Linked DNA regions of Homo sapiens: region 1 is linked to region 2. Evidence: chromatin loops called from intact Hi-C (ENCODE). Cell type or tissue: pancreas. All regions are shown on one strand. Each heading gives the region's core, and the rest is flanking DNA. Links, peaks and the distances in the headings are about the cores only.

What was found. A loop is a pair of places that touch in the nucleus more often than their neighbours do. Peaks named below come from ENCODE experiments on the same cell type or tissue, not always from the same donor. Only the 100,000 strongest peaks of a DNase experiment are listed, where the experiment ranks them.
Region 1: it touches region 2 in a loop (2.4-fold over the local background); 1 of 110 quality-filtered maps calls a loop at or near these places.

What each region holds. Positions count from the first base shown.
Region 1 is chr5:141,380,619-141,390,401 of GRCh38, reverse strand. All of the region lies in intron 1 of PCDHGA1 (protocadherin gamma subfamily A, 1), which reads right to left. All of the region lies in intron 1 of PCDHGA2 (protocadherin gamma subfamily A, 2), which reads right to left. All of the region lies in intron 1 of PCDHGA3 (protocadherin gamma subfamily A, 3), which reads right to left. All of the region lies in intron 1 of PCDHGB1 (protocadherin gamma subfamily B, 1), which reads right to left. It also overlaps PCDHGA4, PCDHGB2, PCDHGA5, PCDHGB3, PCDHGA6 and PCDHGA7, and 2 more genes. In pancreas, for the core only: no CTCF peak of the experiment used is centred there; no DNase peak of the experiment used is centred there; H3K4me3 peaks cover 526 bases.
Region 2 is chr5:141,150,294-141,160,639 of GRCh38, reverse strand. PCDHB6 (protocadherin beta 6) reads right to left here. Exons shown (of 1, transcript NM_018939.4): 1 at 7,353-10,346. The coding sequence ends at 7,998. It also overlaps PCDHB@ and the pseudogene PCDHB17P. Among named protein-coding and RNA genes, the nearest start is that of PCDHB6, 5.4 kb to the right of the region's middle. In pancreas, for the core only: no CTCF peak of the experiment used is centred there; no DNase peak of the experiment used is centred there.

The sequences.
Region 1 (9,783 bases), core at 1,457-9,456, 230 kb before region 2:
TCCTAAAATGATCCATGACATCTAAAAATTATATATTTTCCTGCAAATATGTATATTTTCTTGTGAATATGGAGAAATGGGTAGGCAATGAGCATTAAATTATACTTAAAGGAAACTCACCTGATGGGAAGTCAATTCACTGGAATTACAAAGTGGAAATAAGGCCCCAGATGAATCACCGCAAAGTATGTCTTGTCCTGAACTCAACTGCTCACTACATTTTAGGAAATTAAACTCCGTCTTTCCTGTATGTGCAACACATAGATTGTAGGAATAAGGCAAAGTCCCCTCGCTGTAGTTGGGGGGAACCACGGATTCGGATTTAACACAGAGACCAGGCTGGAAGCAGCTCCAGGAGGCGGGGCTGGAGGAGCGTCGCAGGCGCAAGGCAATGGCCAGAATCATGGCCACGAGGAAGAGCACTGAGATCAAGGCCAAGGCCACCACTAGGTAAAACTGCAGCTCAGCCTGGAGGTCAGAGGGGTCGGGGCGGTCAGTGATATCCGGCAGCACCTCCTGCAAGCTGTCGGCGAAGACCAGGTGCAACGTGGCAGTGGCCGAGAGTGGTGGCTGTCCACCGTCACGCACGGCGACCAGAAGGCGCTGGCGGACGGCGTCCCTGTCGCCTAAGGCACGCGCTGTGCGCACTTCGCCCGTGCGCAGCCCCAGGCTGAAGAGCCCGGGCTCGCTAGCCTGCAGCACGTGGTAGGACAGCCAGGCGTTGTGTCCTGAGTCTGCGTCCACCGCCACTACCTTGGTCACCAAGTAGCCAGGCTCTGCAGCGTGCGGCACCATATCGAAGAGCGCAGAGCCGTCGGGACCCAGCGCGGGGTACAGCACCCGTGGCGCATTGTCGTTGCGGTCGTCCACTAACACGCGCAGGCTCACGTTCGCGCTGAGCGCTGGCGAGCCCTGGTCGCGGGCCTGCAGTGTGAGTTCGAAGGCGCGCAGCTGCTCGTGGTCGAAGGCGCGCTGCGCGAACACCACCCCGCTCTCCGCGCTTATGGACACGTAGGATGACAGCTCCCGCTGCTCCAGGTCACTGGCCATGATGCAGTAAGAGACTTGGCCGTTGGGCCCCAAGTCCGGATCAGAAGCCCTGACTTGTGAAATAGAGGCTCCAGGCGGGTTGTTCTCGGCCACGTGGACTATATAGGAAGACTGTGAGAAAACCGGAGCGTTGTCATTTACATCACCAATGTGCAGGGTGATGCTGGAACTGGAGGAGAGGGGAGGCTTGCCCCGATCTGTTGCCGTAACGGTTATATTGTACTCTGGATTCTGCTCGCGGTCTAGAACAGCATCTGTCACTAATTTATACGTGTTTCTTGAAGAAGTTAATATTTTAAATGGAACATCACCTTCCAATTTACAAGTCACTTCTCCATTGTGTCTGGAATCCTTGTCACGGACTTTGAGCAAAGCAATATGTGTTCCCAGCTCGGCGTCCTCCATAATTAGGTTGGGTAGAGACTGGAATATCACTTCTGGGGCGTTGTCATTTTCATCTATGACTTCTACCTCCACTGTGCATTGCGCAATCATTCCTCCACCGTCCCTTGCTTCCAAAACTATGGAATATTCTTTGACTTCTTCAAAATCTAATGTATTTAAAACAGTAATTTCCCCGGTGTTAGAGTTCAGGTCAAATTGGGTGATCTGGCTAGCTTCACTGAAAGAGAAAGTAATCTCGGCATTGACACCCTCATCCTGGTCCGTGGCAGTCACCTGTAGCACCGTGGTCCCCGGGTACACGTTTTCTGAAAGGCTCACCCTGTATACGTCTTGACTGAACACTGGAGCATTATCATTGGCATCAGTCACTAGAACGTGTATCTGTGCAGTGCTGCTTAGGGGTGGAGCTCCAAAGTCCAAGGCAGTCAAAGTCAAGTGGTAGGATTTCTGCTTTTCTCTGTCCAAAGGTGTCTTCAATACCATCTCAGGGTATTTACTGCCATCTGATTTCTCTTTATTTATCAGTGAGAAATGATCACTGGGACTGAGTTGGTAATTCTGCAGTGTGTTGCTACCAATATCCGCATCATGGGCAGATCCTAATATAAATCGTGTGCCAGGCTGTGCAGACTCACTTATTTGCAGCTCAAAGGAATTTTGCGTGAATTTTGGCGTGTGGTCATTAATGTCCTCGATCTCCACATTCACGTGATAAAAGTTCAGTGGATTTTCAGCAACAGCCTCAAATTCCAGAGCACAAGCTGGCTTCTTCCCGCATATCTCCTCCCTGTCTAGCCTGCTGCTCACAAGCAACTCCCCGCTCTCTGCGCTCACGGTGAAGTAAGGCTTCTCCGAACTGACGCGCAGTTTTCGAGTCGGTAACTCCTGGACGCTGAACCCCAGGTCCGTGGCGAGGTTCCCCACTACGGAGCCCTTGGGCATTTCCTCGGGAATCCTGTAGCGGATCTGCTCACAGAGCGCCGGGCAGAACAAAGACAGCAGGAAGAGAAAGAGCACTGGCAGCCTCTCAGCCCGGCCCAGCTCCCCGGCGCCGCTCCCCATCCCTCTTGCTCTCCTCAGCTTGCTCACCAGCCTGGAGACGCCGGGTTACAAATAACCTCTGTATTGCAGATTTTTGGATCTCCGAACGGACTTTAGTTGCAGTTCCAGTTCAAGAAAAAATTCTTCTTTTTCCGAGGAGGAAGCGGTGTAAAGGCTGGCGCTGGGGAGTCTGAGCTGGGGCTGCCCTGGAAAGCGCGCTGCGGCTGCGCGAGGAGATCTGGAGCGCCAAGCTCTCCACTTTGGCCAACAGCGGCGCCCAGAGTCAGCACTAGGAAACTACAGCCTCTGCTGCTTCAAGTTAACCAGTGCAATAATTATAATTGTGTGCCTAACTGAAAGAACAAAAACTACGTGGATACGTCTGTATATTTAATGACGTCTAAAAATGTACTCTTAGGAATGCCTTCATCCCAACTTTGAGGATTTTTAGGCAAATCATGTAGATTAAGTACATAAACATTTATTGACATAAGCTTTCCCCAATCTTCAAACATGCACTATCTATATAAAGATAGCCATAACACAGACTTGGCCTAAACCGTCTCAGAGTACAGTAATTTTCCATACTTACTCATTAGAAATATACTGGATACATTTTATCTTTCTTTCATTGTTCCTAACATTTTCTCCACTTTTCTAAGTACCTCCAAGTTGATTTATTTCAACTTTTTCCGGAGAGTATCAGTAATACCAAAATTGCCTTTTAGAAGGTGCAATTTATACTTATCTTCAAATACACCCCCTTCCCAATAGTTTCAGTGATTTCATTACAGGAATATTATGTGATTCTCATTTCGATGATCACAGGCAGTAGCCTACTCCTCTCCTCATTACACAATTATTTTACTGGTTATGAAATACAACATTCATCTTCAAAGTTATCAGGGGGATAATACATAGCCTCAAAACACAAAGTCACTGAGATCTGCTGCACTGAAGCACTGCTTCCTACCTCTGCACTTATTTTACATTCCTTGGTGACCTCTGAATTGAAGGAAACAATCCCTGGAAAGTTTGATTGCAATAGCTCACTGAGTTTAGTGATTATGTCTCTCCATTGCTTAAAAACAATTTTATGCATCTAATAAATTTTGGTCAGGAGATTTTCTTTTACAAAATACCTTATAACCGTAGTTCTGCCATAGGATCTTCCCTCAGTAACATTGTTGGTGTCAGCAACATTGTCTTCTACCCCAAGTGATTGTACATCTGAAATGTGAACACTGCAGAACTTGTAAAATGTATCCAGCCTGGGTGACAGAGCGAGACTCCATGTCAAAAAAAAAAAATGTATCCCCCACACTATTGTACAGAGTCTATCATGTGCAAAATACTACCAAATACAACACTAGTCTAAAAAGAGTCTTTTTTTGAAGAGACAGAGTCTTGTTATATTATCTAGGTGGGCCTCCAATTCTTGGGTTCAAGCTGTCCTCTTGCCTCAGCCTCCCATGCAGGTGGGCTACAGCTTGCAACACCATACCTGGCTAAAAGTGTGTTTTTAATTAATACTCAAAGGTCTCTGGAATCAAGATTACCTTGTCATCCACCCCTTCTGGATGACAATCACTTGATATACTGAGCTTTACTAAAATGTTATACAAAAGAATATGGAAGTAGTTAATCCCAGATTGGGTTATTTCCAACTGAATTTTTCAGTAGACCTAATAAATAAAATCAACTACTGGTCTAGGATCTGTGTACATAAGATGGTCTAAGGTTTGAGTACGTGAGACAGTTGAAACAAAGCCAGTATCCCCAATCTCCCACTTTGATAGCCCACAGACACACTTCATCTGGCTGTACCACTAAAACAACATACTGGAATTCTCTGTTAAAACATGTAATTGCCTATGTCACAAATGCCAATTACAACACTTAAAATGACATTTTATTTGACATATTTTATTGGTTTTGTCCGATGGCCTTTAGTGTGGCATTAGACTTGATGTCTGTCTTTGATATAGATCTTAGTGAAGTGTGATACACACACATTTCATTCTTTAGGCATAAATCCAACCTTCTACTACCACCCCATTAATAAATGATTATACTGTAAATAGGTCAAGAAGCAATCAAGATTTTTTAGGACCACCAAGCTGAGGTACATGGAGGCAGAATCAGCCACAGAAAAAAATCTTCACATGGAAGAAATCTTTCAGAACCTTTTACATATTTGAATGCTAAAGAGAATCCTGAGAAGACAGCTGAGGTGTGTTTTATTCCTGCTAACCTTGTGCAATATGAAAGACTCGATTCATTCCAATGTATAAAATATATGAGTTAAGAAAGTAGGTTGGAACATAGATTGGAAAGTAGGTGGAAATTATAAAATGTGATAGTCCACATATTCATAATCTTGTCCATAGGCTTTCACTAAAGAAATACTATATCCTATGTGTTCTATATTAAAGTGTCACCACTGAAGGAAACTGGTAAACTCATTTTTACCTCTATAAAGTTTTTTAAATCCCTATTTTCAAAACATTTGTTTTGCAAAATAATAGAGAAATATCATGCAAATAAATTCCTCATGGAAATAAAGGAAGGGCTGGGCTCACCTGAATACTTGGCAGGTTTTCTTTACATTCCTGAAAATCTACGGATGTTAGCAAAGAATCATTTTTCTCACAGCTCTCCTGGCTGATGAGCATGTCTACATAGTTGGGCTGGGGGAAGATCAGGTGACTCTTCCGAGAGTCCGCGGTGAGGGAGACCTCATGGGAATAGGTCTGCAGGAAAGCCTGCACCCCGTCCATGCCCACAAAGTGCGAGGTGGGCACGTTCGCCAAGCCACCTTCTGAAGCCTGCAGCAGGCGTGACTTGTGCCAGCGCCGCAGCCTGAGCGCCAGCAGTACGAGGACGAAGGCTAGGAAGACGCAGGAGACTGTGGCCACCGCCACCACCAGGTACAACGTGAGGTCATAGTTGTAAGGACCGTCGGAGGGCTCAAGGCTGCCCAGGTCGGCCAAGACTTCGGGGATGCTGTCAGCCACAGCCACGGTGAGTGTGACGGTGGCTGACAGAGGAGGCTGACCGTGGTCCTGGACGGCCACCACGAGGCTCTGCTTGAGGGCATCTCTGTCCAGCAGGGCCCGAGCCGTGCGCACCTCGCCCGTGTACAGCCCAACCGCAAAGAGTCCTGGCTCGCTGGCCTTAAGCAGGAGGTATGACAGCCAGGCGTTCTGGCCTGAATCTTTGTCCACCGCCACCACCTTGGTCACCAGGTAGCCGGGCTCTGCGGAGCGGGGTGCCAGCTCCATGCCAGTAGAACCATCTGTGGGGAGGGCCGGGTACAGGATCTCGGGCGGGTTGTCATTCTGGTCCAGCACGAACAGGCTCAGTGACATGTTGCTGCTGAGAGGCGGGTCCCCGCTGTCATGTGCAGTCACTCTTAGTTGTAGTTCTCTCAACTGCTCATAATCAAAGGATTGCAGCGCGTACAGGACTCCAGTGTCAGAGTTTATGGAGACATAGGAGGACACTGGAGCCCCCTGGATGGTGTCTTCGGCCAAGGAATAAGTGATCTGGGCATTATCCTCACTGTCGTGGTCCTGTGCAGTCACTAAGAAAATGGAGGCCCCTCTGGGGTTGTTCTCAGCGATGTAGACTGAGTAGGATGAGTGGGGGAAGGTGGGTGGGTTATCGTTGGTGTCTGCCACCTGCATGAATATGTGAGTTTCCCTGGACAAGGGAGGAGTTCCACCATCTGTGGCTTTCAGTGTGATGTTATACAAAGAGAGTGTTTCCCGGTCCAAGTTTTTGGTTGTGACCAATCTATAATAATTATCTATTGATTTTTCTAATTTAAAAGGTAGGTTTTCTGGAATGGTGCAGGTCACCTCACCATTCTTTCCAGAATCTCTGTCTTGTAGGTAGAAAAGAGCAATGACTGTCCCAAGAGGTGTGTCTTCAGGGATTGAGCTACTTAAAGACGTCATAGTCACTTCTGGAGCATTATCATTTACATCTAAAACTGTGATCAGTACTTTTGCCTTTGTCAGACTACCAGGACCATCTTGAGCCTGAACCTCCATTTCATAGAAGGCAGTTTCTTCATAATCTAATCCTTCTAAAGTTGATATTTCTCCTGTAAGCGAGTTCAGATGAAACATCTTTGGAAGTTTAGGAGTTATTTTCCGAAAAGAATATGTCACTTCCCCATTGACTCCCTCGTCCAGGTCGATAGCATGTACCGTGAGCAGTCTTGTACCCACTGGCACATTCTCGGGGACAGTTACTTGGTACTGAGGCAGAGAGAAGACAGGCGTGTGGTCATTCACATCCACCACTGTCACCTGGATGTGGGCGGTGCTGGATCGGGGCGGGTCGCCGCCATCAGAGGCTGTGAGGACCAGGTGGTGAACCCGCTCTTCCTCCCGGTCCAGCACCCGCTCCAGCACCAGTTCCGGGTACTTAGTTTCATCGTCTCCACTTTGCACAGCCAGGGAGAAGTGGCGATTGGGGCTGAGCTGGTAACTCTGGAGGGAGTTCGTGCCCACATCTGGATCCCCAGCCTCGCTTAACGGAAACCGAACCCCAGGAGCTGTATTCTCCATTATTTTTACATTTATTTCTTCCGTCAAGAATCTTGGAACGTTGTCATTAATATCTATTATTTCCACGTCTATAGGGTAAAGATTCATTTTATCTTCCATCAGGATGTTAAAGTTTACCAGACACCGCGCACTCTGAGCGCAGATCTCTTCCCGGTCTATCCTGCCCGCAGTGACCAAGCTGCCGCTGCGCTGGTTCAGGGCGAAAAGCTGCGTCCTACCTCTGGAGATGATGCGGACTCCGCGCTCCGCCAGCTCCCGGGGCTCCAGCCCCAGGTCCTTGGCGATGTCTCCCACAAAGGACCCTTTGTCCGTCTCCTCCGACACGGAGTAGAGAATACGTCCTGCCCAGGCTTCCCAGGGGGTCCCCAGGAGGATGGAGAGCAGGAAGAATCCTCTGTAGTCCCCGCCCCTCGGCTGAGCCGCCATAGTCGTCCTGCTTCTCTTGCTTAGGCGCCGATCTCGGGAAGTGCTTCAGAATGCGGGTGTATCCGGGTGGACCCCTCTGTCTTAGGAAGGGGAGCTCAGAATCCAGCAGGATAGAGGCTTGAGTTTAGTGCAGCCTGGAAGAGGGCTTATCGCAATCTGTCGTTTCTCTGTGCTGTAAAACTCGGTGGTTTCTGTGGGATCTCTCGCACCATTTTTCCCTGGTTGGTGAACAGCGGCGCTGTGAGTCCTTACTAAGTTACTGCACCACATTGATGCACACAATACACTGATTTCATAGAAAATTGTTTCATCTTTCAAAATTTCCCTGTTAGATTTCTTTGCTCTAGATATCCCTGATAATTAAAAATCCATTTTAAGACACTGAATTAATGCAACAGTGTTCATGGACCGGTGTTTGATAATCTTAGATAATTTTTAAAAAACTGCTTTGCCTTGCAACTTTCAAGTGACTCTTTTGGGCACTGACTCACACGTTATTGCACATGGGAAAATCAGTTATTGAAGGCAAAAAGGTAAATTTTATTTAAATACATATGAAAGATTTTACTTAGAAAATATTTACATCAGTGTATATAAATTTTAATTAATTCAGTATTAATTGAACACATATGTTCTAGACACCATGATGCAAGATTCAGAAAGTCAAAATTGTTGTAAAATATATAGACCTATTTTAATAAATTTTTGATTGTATAGAACCTTAGAGACGGTCTAACACCTTCATTTTAACCGTTTAAAAAATGAGAGGGGGGGCCAGGTGCTGTTGCTCACGCCTGTAATCCCACACTTTGTGAGGCCGAGGCGGGCGGATCACCTGAGGTCGGGAGCTTGAGACCAGCCTGACCAACATGGAGAAACCCCGTCTCTACTAAAAATACAAAATTATCCGGGCGTGGTGGCGCGCGCCTGTAATCCCAGCTACTCAGGAGGCTGAGGCAGGAAAATCGCTTGAACCCGGGAGGTGGAGGTTGTGGTGAGCCGAGATCACACCATTGCACTCCAGCCTGGACAACAAGAGCAAAACTCTGCCAAAAAAAAAAAAAAAAAAAAAAGAAGAAGAAAGAAAGAAAGAAAGAAAGAGGGAATTGCCTTGCCTTGTTCCTGATTATTGATTATATAGTAGTAGAACAATGTCGGAATCCAAATATTCTCACTCCCAGTCTTGTGAGAAAAAAAGAAAGAAATCGTTGTTTGTCTTGGCTGCAGCAATCAGCTATAGAAGCAACCCATTTTCTACAGAAGGCAGAAATCTGCAGAGATCCTACTGGGCTGTGAATTCATAAGAAACTGGATAATGGATTGGCTGATTCTTTTCATTATGCAATTCAATTCAAGTCTTCATCCTAGTATGCAATTCAAATCTTCATCCTACTCTATTCTAGTGTAATTGAGAAAACAGGGATCTCTAGACAGCATTTGAGCAAAATGCAGGACTGTCCTGACAGGATCCTTAGAGGTACTCGTCTCTCCACTGATGTTGATAGAGTAAAACTAAATTATTGATGGATCCGAGGCTACCCTCTGCTAGCAGAAAGAAAAGAAAGCTCCTTTCACATAGTTGCAGAATAAAAGAGAATGACCTGCTCTGGAATAAAGACCTGGCAAGAAACAGTCTTGGTTTGTAAATTCTTCTAGGTCCTGGAGAGTAGTTGGTGGAACCAGGAGGAGAATCCAGAACTAACACTAAGAAAGCTTAACTTCGTTTTGTGGGAGGCTCCTAAGTAACCTATTTCTGCTTTCTGGTGGCATTGCTCCAGAATACAGGGAACACTTTGAAGGACATTCTGTTTTGATCTATCAAAATAATCCATAGTTATCTTTGCATTCACAAAGTAGATAAATTTTGTTTAAAGGAACTAATAGAGGTATTATAGATGAATTCTGTAAACTGGAGTTAAATTCTATTTGTTTAATAGTACTTTTGAACTTCTTGTTGAGGCAAGCAAAGTGTATGATTATTAAACAATGTAAGCACTTGTAGATATTTTCAAACAAACTTTCATGTTTGGAGGTTATAGCTCTCAATGTCTTGATCCATTTTTACCTGATGCCTCAAAATTCATAGTTTCATCTCACATTTGTTTCTTATTCTACTGTTTTAAAAAAGTCTCAATTAATTTATAGTGTCTTGGTACCTTCTTTGGAGAAAAGGAAATAAGAGCTAGTTAAATTAAATTATAGACTACTCCGAACACAAAGCATACATACCCTATGGAGTAAATGGCTTCATTGTCTCTAGCATTCACATTTTCTAAGTTAT
Region 2 (10,346 bases), core at 1,316-9,315:
AGGAGAAAAGAATGGAACCGATAAATTTCTTTATGAGTTTAACCTAAGTTAGGAGCTTCAGGCTTTACAAAATTTGTGGGTAATTTTAAAAGATGTACATAGAAAAGTAGTTGAAAAAGAAGGCAATTATGACCTTAAAGGTAAAAAAAGAGGCTTTTTGTTTTTACTCTTCAGGCTTAGGTGTAAGTAACATTTTTATGGTGACAATTATATAAACATTATCTAAACAGAATTTTGATATTGCTAGGTAGAGGAAATGTCCGAGTTGTGTGTGCGTCTGTGTGTGTACCCCTTAAAAACTGGATATCTAAAACTGGGATTTGAGAAAAAGCACTTTATAAGCATATGTGATTTTTAAAAATAGGGAAGTAAATATGGGAAAACACATAAGAGCATCAAAAGTGGTTACCCTGGGCAGTCAGACTTGAATAAAATTGGAAAAAACTTTTAAATTAAAATTTAAAAAATATGAAATGCTGGCCAGGTGCAGTGGCTCACACCTGTAATCCCAGCACTTTGGGAGCCCGAGGCAGGTGGATCACCTGAGGTCAGGAGTTCGAGACCAGCCTGACCAACATGGTGAAACCCCATCTCTACTAAAAATACAGCATTAGCCAGGCATGGTGGCGCACGCCTGTCATCCCAGGTACTTGTGAGGCTGAGGCAGGAGAATCGCTTGAACCCGGGAGGTGGAGGCTGCAATGAGCCGAGATCACGCCACTGCACTCCAGCCTGGGCAACAAGAGTGAAACTCCGTCTAAAAAAAATATGAAATGCATAAACAATTATGGCAAGTATTCTTTCAAAATACATTGTAAATGTTATAAATATTGATAAGGTAATATATATTTAATACAAAAAGGATAAGTAAGTTTAAGAAAGAACGGGTATAAAATGTTTATTTGCTCATTTTTAAGCAGGCAGTTAAGTAATGCTAATGTCTTAATATGCATCTAATCTTGCTTTTTAACCTTTATAGGGACTACTTATCAAAGCTTAAGCAAGTTCTATAGTTTCACACTTCGTTTTATTGTATTCAATCTAATCATTTTTATCAGAAGCTATCAATTTATTATAGATCCATTTTATAAAATTATTTTCATCTATTACTTTATTCTTATATACATTCATTGAAATATTTTAGAATGATGTTGACTTAATGAAATTAGTTCTGATGGTGGAATAATGATGTTAATTTGCTTTCTCTTTTGTACTTACTGTATGTTTGAATCATATGATTATATTTTATTTTTATTTATTTATTTATTTTTGAGATGGAGTCTCTCTCTGTCACCCAGGCTGGATTGCAGTGGCATGATCTCAGCTCACTGCAACCTCCGCCTCCGAGGCACAAGGGATTCTCCTGCCTCAGCCTCCCAAGTAACTGGGATTACAGGCACTTGTCACCACGCCCAGCTGATTTTTGTATTTTTTAGTAGAGATGGGGTTTCAACATGTTGGCCAGGCTGGTCTCGAACTCCTGACCTCAGGTGATCCGCCCACCTTGGCCTCCCAAAGTGCTAGGATTACAGGTGTGAGCCACTGCTATATATTATTTTAAAAGAAGGAGAATCATTATTTACATACCAAAGCCATTTATTATTAAAAAAAAAGCAATCACAAGTCAACCAACCTTTTTTCTATTATTCTTTCATGTAACAGGAGTTGAATCCTTTAGAATAACAGCCGATGGTCTATAAATATCAATTTTGAAAAAAGAAATTCAGGAGAGAAAACATCACCTAGGTAAAATATTGGTTCATTTGAGGGAAGAGTAGTGTTTTTGAAACAACACAACAGAAGTGCAACAATTTACAAGATTACTAAAATTTTTGCATAAATGAAAATTATTTTTTAGGCTAAAAGCTGTGATTTACGATAGACTTAGAGTCATGCTGATGATAACCAGAAAGTTTGAAACACTATTCTCTTAATCATAACATATCAATGAACAAGTTCAAATACTGGGAACCTGAAAACACCTGTGAGTTCCAAAATCTGACCAAACAAAAACAACAACCATAGGAAACACCATTTCTCTGCTATTGTGTGCACATGCTGTAACTAACATAGCTGACAACCACCACAACAAAAATTAAAGGGAATGGAAAATAGTCCAGCAGGTTGAAATAGCTATAAATATGACAGCCATTACTAATGTGTGAATATGTGACTCTACGCGAATGAGAGAATTGGGAACTTACAGATGAATAGTGAATTCTATGATTTATCACGACCTGTTGTCAGATTCCTAATTGAACCCAAAATGATTCCTAGAGTTGGAGTTTGCCTCGCTGTCCCCACCAGTCCCTTCACCCAAGAAGTTGGGAAGTACCGGTTTAAGAAACTTTAACTGGCTCTCAGAGCTTTCTGCCAGGTAAACTTCATACTGATAATTCTGGGACAGGGTCCTGGTGCCACTCACGTCCACCAGATGCCCTGGAAAGGGGCCCTCGGGCACCGAGTAGCGACCCACCGAGGCCGCCCTGCTCCTTCTGCACAGCCGCACCGCCACGAACAGGAGCACCGAGAAGAGGAAGAGCGAAGACACCGAAGCCAACGCCACCACCAGGTAGACGGTGAGCGAGTCGGCCTGGGCCTGGGCCGGGGCCGCCTCAGGGAGAGGCAGGTAGGGCTGGGAGAAGCCGTCCACCAGGAGCACGTGCAGCGTGGCGGTGGCCGAGCGCGGAGGCTCGCCATTGTCCTTGACCAGCACCACCAGCCTGTGCTTGGCCGCGTCGCGCTCGCTCAGCAGCCTGGCGGTGCGCACCTCGCCATTGTGCGCCCACACGCCGAATAGCCCGGGCTCCGTGGCCTTGAGCAGCTGGTACGACAGCCAGGCGTTCTGGCCCGAGTCACCGTCCACCGCCACCACCTTGGTCACCAGGTAGCCCGGCTCGGCCGCCCGGGGCACCAGCTCGGTGCAGGGCGCGGAGCCGTTCTGCAGCGGGTACAGCACGAAGGGCGAGTTGTCGTTGGCGTCCAGCACACCAGCACGCGCACCAGCGCCTCGCTGCTCAAAGCCGGAGAACCGCGGTCTGAGGCGCCCACGCGGAACTCGAACTCCTGCAGGGCCTCGTAGTCCAGCGACCTGAGGGCAAACAGGTGGCCGTTGTCTGTGTTGATGGAGACCAGGGAGGCGAGGGGCAGGTGCGGGTTCTGGGGCGGCAGCAGCGAGTAGGTGACCTGAGCGTTGGTGCCTGAGTCTCTGTCTGTGGCGCTGACACTGCCGATGTGCAGGGCGGGGCTGTTGTTCTCGCGGACGAACAGGGTGTAGGAGGTTTGGGTGAAGGCGGGGGCGTTGTCATTGACGTCGGAGACCCGCAGGGTTATGTTGTACTCGGTTTTCAGCCTGGGTGTCCCCAAGTCTGTGACAGTAATGGTGATGTTGTACTCGGCCCTGCTCTCTCTGTCTAGCGCTCCTTCTGTTAACAAAGTGTAGAAATTTTCTAAGGTAGGTTTTAGAAGGAAAGGGAGATGGTCTTGGATGGAACACATCATTTTTCCATTGTTCCCGGAGTCCGGATCCGAAATTCCGAAAACAGCGACCACTGTTTCTGGGGAGTTTTCTAGGATATCACTGATAAGTAAGGACATAGTAAGTTCCGGTGCGTTGTCGTTTATATCCATTACCTCTATGGCTACGGTGCATTTTCCTGAAAGACCCCCACCGTCTGAGGCCTCAACTTCCATGTGATAAGATTGAATTTCCTCAAAATCCAACGCCTTTTTAAATCTAATTTCTCCCGTGATTGAGTTTATTTCAAAGGCCTGAATGATTTGATTGGAGTATTGAAAAAATGAATAGGAGAGCTCCCCGTGGGTCCCAGCATCTAAATCCCTGGCAGAGACGGTGATGACAAGGGAACCTATAGGGGTGTTCTCTGGGACCTGCACCTCGTAGCGCCGCTGAGCAAATTCAGGGACGTTGTCATTGATATCTACAATCACTATGAGAACCTGGGAAGTCCCAGTTCTGGGCGGTGACCCACCATCCAGCGCTGTGAGGGTTAACCTGAGCTGGGGCTGCTCCTCGCGGTCCAGCGCTTGATCCAGCACGAGCTCTGGGTATTTCTTGCCGTCGCTGTGATTGCGAGTGAAAAGGTGGAAATAGGAGTTGGTGCTAATTGAGTAGTTCTGAACTGTGTTGCTACCTACGTCCAAATCTTGAGCTATTTTCAAAGGAAATGAAGTCCCTGGATGGCTGCCTTCGGAGATTTTCAGGAGGATTTCATTTTCCAAGAATTCTGGGGCATGGTCATTTACATCTTGGAGCTGTAGTTCACCTTGAATAAACTGCACCGGATTTTTCAGTAACATCTGGAAATGTAGTATACATGGATCTATGTCACCGCACAACTCTTCCCGGTCCAATTTTTCTTTTAGGAGCAAATTCCCACTCTTCCGTTCGAGCTGCAAATACTGTTTGTTCCCTTTGGAAAGAATCCGGGCGCCTCTCGCGGCCAGTTCCCCTACACCCAGCCCCAGATCTTTTGCTAAGTTGGCCACAAAAGAGCCGCTGTCCCTCTCTTCTAGAACTGAATACTTAATCGTAGCGCTGCCCGCCTCCCACAGTAGTAATAAGAAAATAATGGCGGTCACTTGCCTTTTCTCTGGTGCTTTGGGGAGCGGCGTCTCCATCATTCCTCAGGGTCCAAAAGATGCAGTATTTAATCACAAAATAATTGCTTTACAGCCAACTCAGCTATCTTGATTTAAATATCTTGAGTTAGTTCTTTTTAACATTGACCGACATGGGATGGCTGCCTCTCTGAAACCTATCCCCAGTAGTGAAAAAGTGTTTCCTTTTGGAGCTGCCAGAAAACCCGCACAGCTTTTAAGGAGACACTGATTCTGCAGTTTTTCACTCAGCCTGCAGCGCCACCAAGCGTTCTGCTTTACAACTTCAGATAATTTTCATTTCAAAGCACACTGTATACTGTAATAGCTAAAACATATAGCAGGCCTTTTAGGTCATAGCCTGTTATATACTCCCTTTTCCCCCGGCTATTATGAGGCCTTGTTCAGGTAGCTAAGAATGGTTGTTACAGCAAAAGTAATGTCTGTATCTATATTCATCTTCCTTATAAAGGTGCAGGTTCAGTACACAAAACTCTGCTCCAGGCAAATTCATTTATTAACAAGTATTTACCTGTAGGGACATTCATGTAGCTTCCTGGGATAATACAGTAAATGAAACATAAAAATTCTTGCTCTTGGGGAATTTACATTCTATTACAAAAATGCTAATTTGTTCTATTGTACTGGAAGAAATCATGAACTTTCAAAATCTAGTTTCATTCTCATATTGTAATGTGCCTGTAACTCCCGAAAGAAAATAAAAATATTGTTTCTTGTTAGTCTCTGGTCTACATAACCATTGGGAATTTTTTGTTTTTTTTTTTTGAGACGTGGTCTCACTCTGTTGCCCAGGCTGGAGTGCAGTGGCCTCAATCTTGGCCCACTGCAACCTCTACCTCCCAGGTTCAAGCGATTCTCCTGACTCAGCCTCCTGAGAAGCTAGGACTACAGGTGCGTGCTACCACACCAGGCTAATTTTTGTAGTTTTAGTAGACATGACATTTCACCATATTGGCCAGGATGGTCTTGAACTCCTGGCCTCAAGTGATCTGCCTGCCTCGGCCTCCCAAAGTGCTGGGATTACAGGCTTGAGCTACCATACCTGGCCACCATTTAGGACTTTTTTTCCTTCATAAATTTATTATGTGCAATGCCCAGTGAAATTTAGAGAAAATGGTGGTTTGTCTTATTAAAAATCAATATAGGCCAGGTGTGGTGGCTCACGCCTGTAATCCCAGCACTTTGGGAGGCTGAGGTGGGTGGATCACTGGAGGCCAAGAGTTTGAGACCAGCCTGGCCAATATGGTGAAACCTCGTTTCTACTAAAAATATAAAAATTAATTGGGTGTGGTGGTGCACACCTGTAGTCCCAGCTACTCAGGAGGCTGAGGCAGAAGAATCACTTGAACCTGGGAGGTGGATGTTGCAGTGAGCTGAGATTGTGCCACTGCATTTCAGCCCGGGTGACAGAGCAAGACTCTGTCTCAAAAAAAAAAAAAAAAAATCAATATAAGCTCAGAATCTAGGCAATGTCTTTTCTACAGATGTAAAGAAGACAACAAAGTTGACAAAGTCAAAAATACACTGTCTGGGGAAGGGTATTGACCTGTCTGCATTGGACAGTATACTACCCCAGTGTACATTCTCTAGGATTAGGGGGATGGGGATATTGAAAAACACTACTGCTCCAACTAAAGCCAAGTGACTGGAGTGAGAACAATGGAAGAAGGAATCTCACCAAGGAAGAATGCTGTTCTAAGGAGAATAGGGTATATATCTGAGAACACAAAATAGTAAATGTTCCCCACACTCATTTAATCAGTTGGTAATCATCCATGACAGTCAGTTCACTTATCTGGACACAAAACACAGTCAAATGTAATTTAGTTCAGCCCAGTTCCACTTCAATTAAGGATAAAAATAAAATAGTCAGCCAGGTGTGGTGGCTCACACCTGTAATCCCAGCGCTTTGGGAGGCTGAGGCGGGTGGATCATGAGGTCAGGAATTCGAGACCAGCCTGGTCAAGATGGTGAAACCCTGTCTCTCCTAAAAATACAAAAATTAGCTGGGTTTGGTGGCATGCGCCTGTAATCTTAGTTACTAAGGAGGCTGAGGCAGGAGAATCACTTGAACCAGGGAGGCGGAGGTTGCAGTGAGCGAAGATCGCACCATTACAGTCCAACCTGGGCAACAAGAGCAAAACTCCGTCTCAAAATAAAATAAAATAGTCACTGAATTGTTATTTTAATATACATTGCTTGCCTTTGATAGAAAGTTGAAAGAGGGATTTTTAAATGAAATATCACAAATACAGCTGACACAAATAAGACTAGATATGGGCTAAACTGTGAAGGTAAATGGTGTAATGGTTAATACAAGCAAATGATGCTTACACAACACTAGAAGGGAAAATCTGATGTTACCGAATAACCTGCCACTAATACCTTACTTAGATCTTGGTAGATATCAAACATCTTGAGAAAGTGAGAGGAGGAGTTTGGCAAATATAATTTGAAATCTTTCAACTTTCAAATTGTGAGACAAAGAAAAAAAGATAAAATATGCTGTTAAGCATTTTATTTTCTGTAGCGGTGTGTAGGGTGAGTAGAAGAGTCAAAGCTGTTTTCTGTTTTGAAGGAAAGCAACAGTGATTTGACTAAGAAGTGATATTTCATACTTTCACTCATTGGTAAGGATATTTTATTGTAGAGAGGATATTAGCATTTCGCTGTAGATACAATAGTTTTTTTAAAAAATCAATACTAGAATGTTAGTAACATTCAGCAAATATTTATTAAGCACTTATAATTGGCACGACTTTTTTTTTAAAAAAAGACCATCATGTTCTTACATGAGGCTCACAAACTAATGTGTTGACACTTCAGTAAAGTCTATAGTCACAAAAATTTTGGATTGACTATTATGGGATACTAAAATATGCATAAGTATGAATGGCTACTTTAGTGTTTAGCCATCATTAGTTCTTATTTTTAGTGTTACACACTGTAGGAGTTACTGCAAAATGAGACATTGGAGGATTAAATAATATCAGATACTCACATTTTAAACAGTCCTACATAGCAATAGTGAAACAACTCTTACCAATAGCTAGAAATACAATTTTACTTAAGGATTTACAATACTTTTTTTTGGGGGGGGGAAGAATAGATAATTTAATTTCAAAAGCTTAAAATTATGCAAATAAAAATTTACTTTTTGTTCATATTGTCAAGTACCCTCAAGTGAAGTAATAAACTACTAAGCATGAACAGGAAATACTAAGATACCAGTATCTTACTTTATATAAAATTTCAACCTAAAGAATAGAGGTAAAATAAACAAGAAACAGACCATGTAACTTTAAGTTAAAAGAGATCTCCAAACATAAGTAAGATTTAGTAAAATAATCCCACACTTAACTGAACGGGAAGCTATTCCGAGAGGTGGGGGTTTCTTCCATTTCTCTCTCAGTGCCCTGAGGAGGGAAGTTGGGCATAATCGGCTTCAGGAACTTGAACTCATTTGTTTCTGAGCCTCCCGTCAGACACACCTTGTACTGGTAGCTCTGGGATAGGGTCCCGGTGCCGCTCACATCCACCAGATGCCCTGGAAAGGGACCCTCGGGCACCGAGTAGCGACCCACCGAGGCCGCCCTGCTCCTCCTGCACAGCCGCACCGCCACGAACAGGAGCACCGAAAAGAGGAAGAGCGACGACACCGAGGCCAACGCCACCACCAGGTAGACGGTGAGAGAGTCGGCCTGGGCTTGGGCCGGGGCCGCCTCAGGGAGAGGCAGGTAGGGCTGGGAGAAGCCGTCCACCAGGAGCACGTGCAGCGTGGCGGTGGCCGAGCGCGGAGGCTCGCCATTGTCCTTGACAAGCACCACCAGCCTGTGCTTGGCTGCGTCTCGCTCGCTCAGCAGCCTGGCGGTGCGCACCTCGCCATTGTGCGCCCACACGCCGAACAGACCGAGCTCCGTGGCCTTGAGCAGCTGGTACGACAGCCAGGCGTTCTGGCCCGAGTCGCCGTCCACCGCCACCACCTTGGTCACCAGGTAGCCCGGCTCGGCCGCCCGGGGCACCAGCTCGGTGCAGGGCGCGGAGCCGTTCTGCAGCGGGTACAACACGAAGGGCGAGTTGTCGTTGGCGTCCAGCACCAGCAAGCGCACCAGCGCCTCGCTGCTCAACGCCGGGGAGCCGCGGTCTGTGGCGCCCACGCGGAACTCGAAAGACTGCAGGGCCTCGTAGTCCAGCGACCTGAGGGCAAACAGGTGGCCGTTGTCCGCGTTGATGGAGACCAGGGAAGAGAGGGGCAGGTGCGGGTCCTGGGGCGGCAGCAGCGAGTAGGTGACCTGGGCGTTGATGCCTGAGTCTCTGTCTGTGGCGCTGACGCTGCCGATGTGCAGGGCGGGGCTGTTGTTCTCGCGGACGAACAGGGTGTAGGAGGTTTGGGTGAAGGCGGGGGCGTTGTCATTGACGTCGGAGACCTGCACAGTTATGCTCTGCTGGGTTTTCAGCCTTGGTGTCCCCAAATCAGTGACCGTGATAGTGATGTTGTACTCGGCTCTGCTCTCTCTGTCCAGCGCGCCTTCTGTTACCAGGGTGTAGAAATTCTCCACGGAAGGTCTTAGTAGAAAGGGGAGATTGTTCTCTATTGAACAAATAACCTGTTGGTTATGTCCAGAGTCTGCATCTGAAACACTGAAAACTGCCACTGTGATCTCTGGTAAGTTTTCTGGGATGAGGCTGATGAAGAACGACATGGTGAGTTCAGGGGCATTGTCATTCACGTCCAGGACCCTGACGACTAAAGAGCATTTTCCTGATAGGCCTCCACCATCTGTAGCCTCAACATCCACGTCATAAGACTGAATTTCCTCAAAATCCAAAGCCTTTCTCAGCCGAATTTCTCCTGTGATTGCGTTTATTTCGAAGGGTTGGTTGACGTCATCGACTTGAAACAGGGCGTAAGATACCTTCCCAAACGATCCTGCATCTAAATCTCTGGCTGAGACGGTAATAACCAGAGAGCCGAGGGGGTTGTTCTCAGGGACTTGTGCTTCATAGAGCTCCTGAGCAAACTCGGGGACGTTGTCATTGATGTCCAAAACCTGGATCTGAATCTCGGAGGTCCCTGACCGGGGCGGAGACCCGCCATCCAGCGCGATCAGCGTTAGCCTGAGTTGGGGCTGCTCCTCGCGGTCCAACGGTTTGTCTAGCACCAGCTCCGGGAACTTCCTGCCTTCGCTGCGATTGCGGGTGAGAACGTGGAAGTGAGGGTTGGAGCTGATTGTGTACCTCTGAAGGCCGTTGCTGCCGGTGTCTAAATCGTGTGCCATTTTCAAAGGAAATATCTTTCCTGGCATAGTAATTTCTGATATTTTCAGGAGCATTTCTCTGGCAGGGAATTCCGGGGCGTGGTCATTTATATCTCTGACTCGCAAGGAAGCCTGAAAAAACTGCAAGGGGTTTTCCAGTAACACTTGGAAAGGTAGCACACACGGCTCAGTGGAGCCACACAGCTCCTCCCGGTCCAGTTTTTCATTTAGCAGTAAATCATGGGTCTGTGGATCAAACTGCAAATGTTGTCTGTTCCCTTTGAAAACAACCCGAGCGCCCCGCGAAGCCAGCTCCCCCACCCTCAGTCCCAGGTCCTTTGTCAAGTTGGCCACAAACGTGCCACTTTCTGTCTCCTCCAATACGGAATACTGAATCGATTCAGAACCCACCTCTCCCCAAAGCATCAATAAAATGAAGAAAGCCAC